2 separate regions of the Homo sapiens genome follow, and region 1 is linked to region 2. A link is a loop called in an ENCODE intact Hi-C map of the cell type or tissue named here. Cell type or tissue: mammary epithelial cell. All regions are shown on one strand.

What was found. Peaks named below come from ENCODE experiments on the same cell type or tissue, not always from the same donor. Only the 100,000 strongest peaks of a DNase experiment are listed, where the experiment ranks them.
Region 1: it touches region 2 in a loop (13-fold over the local background); 3 of 110 quality-filtered maps call a loop at or near these places.

The regions. Positions count from the first base shown.
Region 1 is chr15:93,565,817-93,568,316 of GRCh38, reverse strand. All of the region lies in intron 2 of LOC107983974 (a long non-coding RNA gene), which reads right to left. Among named protein-coding and RNA genes, the nearest start is that of LINC02207, 290 kb to the left of the region's middle. In mammary epithelial cell, a CTCF peak has its summit at 1,291; a DNase peak (open chromatin) is centred at 1,336; H3K27ac peaks cover 1,979 bases.
Region 2 is chr15:93,973,831-93,976,330 of GRCh38, reverse strand. All of the region lies in intron 2 of LINC01580 (long intergenic non-protein coding RNA 1580), which reads right to left. It overlaps LINC01581 (long intergenic non-protein coding RNA 1581), which reads left to right. Exons shown (of 9, transcript NR_120320.1): 5 at 925-1,335. Among named protein-coding and RNA genes, the nearest start is that of LINC01580, 74 kb to the right of the region's middle. In mammary epithelial cell, a CTCF peak has its summit at 1,061 (motif pointing right); no DNase peak of the experiment used is centred here.

The sequences.
Region 1 (2,500 bases), 410 kb after region 2:
AAACTGGGTCATTTATAAAGGAAAGAGGTTTAATTGACTCACAGTTCCACATGGCTTGGGAGGCCTGAGGAAACTTTACAATCATAGTTAAGGCGAAGGGGAAGCAAGGACTTTCTTCACATGATGGCAGGAGAGAGAAGTGACAGCAAATTGGGGAAAGCCCCTTATAAAACCATCAAATCTCATGAGAACTCACCATCGCAAGGACAGCAGAGGGGAAGCCACCTCCTTGATCCAATCACCTCTCTCTCTCGACATGTGGGGATTACAATTCAAGATGAGATTTGGGTGAGGACACAGAGCCAAACCATATCAGAGCCTTTACATCAATAAATGAAAAATAAATTTGATAATATTTCAAATATTATTGATATTATTCACCACGATGCTTATCAATCTTTGTTTGAATAAAGCCATATTTTATTATGAATACTCAAGAAATTAAGATTAGAAAATAAAAAAAAGTAGAATGGGAAACGGAAGTGAGCAGGCAACTTCTGCCATTTCCATCTGCACACCTTGATTTATTGCATCCTGATTTATTAATGGCATTTTTCTTGGTTCAAATTTTTCACACTAATGAATAACCATATATATCTATTCTTAAATATGCAAGTATTTCTATAACTATTAGAAGTAGAATTGCTGGATCAAAGGGGCAAGTGCATGTAAACTTTAAATAGATGATGGCTTTTTTTCCATCCAAATAAGTTATACTAAAAAGCAGATTTCCCAGGGACAATCACAGCTACTTAAGCTCCCGAGATTGAACCAGCAGGAGAGCAGCAGGAAAATAGATATTTTGAAAAAGTTCTTGAGATATTTGTGTTGGGTTTTCATGAAGGTCAGAAAGCCCTTTCGCTCCCAGGTGGCCTGGTGAGACTGGCATCTCATCTGCAGAAGGAGTGCATTTGTAGGCCCAACTTTTATCTTCTGGGTCTGCATGTACACGTTGCACCTGGCCCTCCATTCAGAACAGCATGCTGAGGCTCTCCCGTTGACACAACTATTGAAGGTAGAAACTTTCTAAGCCAGGCCTTTCAGACTTGGCTCCTTTAAATAAGGAACTGAGCAGAATGGGCTGTGACCAGTGATGTCATCCAAGGCAAATGATTCTTTGATACACACAGATAAATGTCTCCTTAGAAACATGCCCCTTGGAAAAGCAAAAACCAGCCTCCAGTTGAGGCATGTGCACAGTCAGCATGAGTTACAGGAACAGGGACAGTAAATTCATTTCTTTACTTACCACCTACTGAGTCAGGCTTACAGAGAGCCCTGGATTAACAAGCACTGTATGGCCAACAGAGGGCTTTTATGCTGCAAGATAAACATGTGCTTTCTCAGGTTATAGCATGTTCAGGATATCCTCCCAGTTCAGGGAACTCACTCAGCAAGGATTTGCCACTTCCTGTTGACTCAGGGGACCACTCCAACATACTTAGACTGATGACGACCTCATTGCACCCAGAGGAAGACAGGATCACGTGTAAGGGTGAAACAGGGCTGGGAATGACCACACCCTGTACAACGGCAATAGTGTTTTCTCTGGTTGAGAGCAAAGACATCAGAGCCAATAAGGGAGGCTACAAATTTCCACCTCTTGAATTCAACCCAATCCAGCCAGTGGAGCAAGCTGGTGTGTGTGTTGGGGGACGGAGGGGCGGGGAGGGGTGGTGGTGTATGTTGAGAATAAAAAAAATGCAAAAATAGTCCCAGTGATGACTTTGACTCTCCTTTAATCCCATACCCAGGTACTTACTTCCTTGGATTTCCTCCATCCACACATCTACTAACCTAGTTCAGTCTGCCCTGCCCAATATGGAAGCCACTAGTAACATGAGGCTATGTAAATTTAAATGGATTAAAATTAAGTAGAATTTAAAATTGTATTCTTCAGTCATACTGACCATATTTTGAATACTCAACAGCCACTTGTCGCCCATGGCTATGATAATGGACAGCACAAATACAGAACATGCCCATCGCTGCAGAAGTTTCTGTCGGGCAATACTGATTTCCTGAGACCTTATGTATTTTGGTCTCTATGGTAGGCTCTGTCTTCTAGAAGCATGCAGCCCAGTAGAGAGACAGACATTAACCAAGAACTCTCTCAAATAAATCAGCAATAACAGTTTGGGATAGTGCTACAAAGGAAGGTCTTGGAGAGAATACAGCATCGAGTATTTTTCTTGCCTACATGATCCCAGACAACTGCGTTGAGGAGTGAGGTTAGAGAGAAGGTCTGAAGAATCTGAAAGAATCGCTTCCCACTAGAATGTGTGTATCTGTGGCATGGTGCAGGATGGGATGGGGATAAAGGCATTCAACACGCAGACAGAAGAAGAAAGAGCAACAGAAAATAAGGGTCCAGAATGTCTCCGGGCTTTTCAGTCTCTGCTTTGTTTTCAACCTCAAACAGATTCTGCTGTCTGATTCATCCTGCCCCCTGATACATCCCCAGGCACCCAGTAGAAATAAGGTTTTACCCAAGATATTA
Region 2 (2,500 bases):
CCCTTGCATTGCCATAAAGAAATACCTGAGGCTCAGTAGTTTACAAAGAAAAGAGGTTTAATTGGCTTATGGCTCTATAGGCTGTACAGGAAGCATAGCTTCAGCATCAGCTTCTGGGGAGGCCTCAGGAAGCTTACAATCATGGCAGAAAGTGAAGTGGGTGCAAGCACTTCACAAGGTGAAGCAGGAGCAAGCAAGAGAGAGAGGAATGTGCCACATACTCTTAAATAACCAGATCTCATTAGAACTCACTCACTATCATGAAGGCAGCACCAAGAGGATGGTGCTAAATCATTCATGAGAAATCTACCCCCATGACCCGAACACCTCCCACCAAGCCCCACCTCCAACATCGGGGATTACAATTCAACATGAGATTTGAGTGGGGACAAGTATCCAAACTATTTCACTGACTCTCTAGCTTGCAGATGGCATATTTTAAGACTTCTCAGCTTCCATAACCACGTGAGCCTATTCTCATAATAAATCTCTTATATCTTTCTATGTATGTATGCATCTATGAATCTATGTATCTATATATGTATGTACATATTTATCTAATCTATCATCTATCTATCCTATTTTTCTCTGTTTCTCTGGAGAACCCTGACTAAAATAAATACCTAGAATAATTCAGAATTAAATTTTGTTGTATAATTCACTGAGATTTGGGGGTGGTATGATTTTTCAGCATACCTTAGTCCATTCCAACTGATACTCTTGCAACTGCTAATGTGTTTGGGAGTATCTGAAAAACTCTTTTACATTTTCAAAGCTATACCTGATTAGTGGCAAACTCCAAGGACTCAGCAGCAGATTGATAAAGGAGGCAAAGAGATGTTCTATCTTGACAATTACATCTTTATTCCTGGATTAAAGACCCTCTTACTCACCCTATTTACCACCTCTTGCCTTCATCTCTAGGCAAATTGGACTGGGACTTTAGGCTGGCTTTCTTCCATAAAGCTCTTTCAAGATGGTCTCCTCCGGGAAGAGTCTCCACAACGAAAGCTGGAAAAGGTTTCCTTAACTCCAGACAGATGAGCTCAGAGAACCACAAGAGGGCAGGTGTTCCCTAAATCAGATCTGATGGCTGCCTGGTTCAGACATTGGACTTTAAATTTAAATACTAGTTCAAGACTAACCCTTATTTTCAGTAAAGACAACATAGATGAGCACCGGGTTTGGAATAAGAAAATAACAGTTCTAATGCAGAGATGAGTCTTTGATAAGACTGGATGAACTCAAGGATTTGAAACAGTTTTCTGGGGATCCTTAGAGGCGCCAAGGAAATAACTGAGAAGGCAAGGGGAAGCCCGAACAGAGAGAGTGCAGGTCTGCATCTCAGCTTCCCAGTGCTTCTCGGCTTTATTGTCAACTATTGTGCTTCTCAGGAAGATATTGGTTAAGAGAGGTTTATTTAGCTCTAATCATTTATGACTTAATTATTTTACCCTTACAAGTGAAAAGCTTGTATCTGACCCTGAGCCACCATTTTTTCACCCATTTTTTTGAGGGGGAGGAGACAGAAACATGGCTTTTTAAAATCAGAATCTATCTGGGTTTGAATCTCAATTTTACTTTGGTTAAATGACTTTGGGTAAATTAAGACCCACTAAATCTCAACATGCTAGAAAATCTAATCACCCCATAACTAAAACTCTGCCAAAATATCTATTGCTTGTAATTGTGGAAAGGGATTTCCAAAGGGGTTCTATGTATATTAAAAATTAATATCCCATTACATATATTTATGCAAATGTATATATAATGGGATATTAATTTATAATATATATAGAACTCATTTGGAAATCACTTATATATAAAATATATAATATATATTATAATAGGATATATTTTATATTATATAATATATATGGGAATATATATGGGATAATGGGATATATATTATATATTATAAAAAATATATATTATAATGGGATACATTATATATTATAAAATATAATATATAATGGGATATTAATACATATAATGGGATATTAGAGATAGATGTTTTAGTAAGGAAAACAACTGAGACTTTGAAATGGGCTCAGAACAAAAAGTGAGTGACTATCCTGTCTAGCTCATCCATCTCTTGTTCATAGAAATGCAAATCAATTGTGACTGGTGGAATGCAACCAATTATTGCCTCATGGATAGACCATCAATTTGTAAATTCATTTCAGATTCCTAATTTCCTACATATGCCTCTGCTTTTTATACCAATTATAACATTTACCCGTTCTCTTATTAATTAATAAGCTAATAAAGTCTTTGATACCTGTTCATTTTATATCTATATAAAATTCACAATTATACCATGTCTTAAAAATTATCTTAATAGTTTCAAAGACATCTTACTCTTCTAGCTTTGACCAGAAAAATGAGGAAATGAAGAGAGAGAGAAAGTACATTATATTTTTATAAGGTTTTTGACTCCAAAGAGACATCCCAAATTGCCATTTTCATGTTTCCAACTCTAACGAGTATATAAACCCTG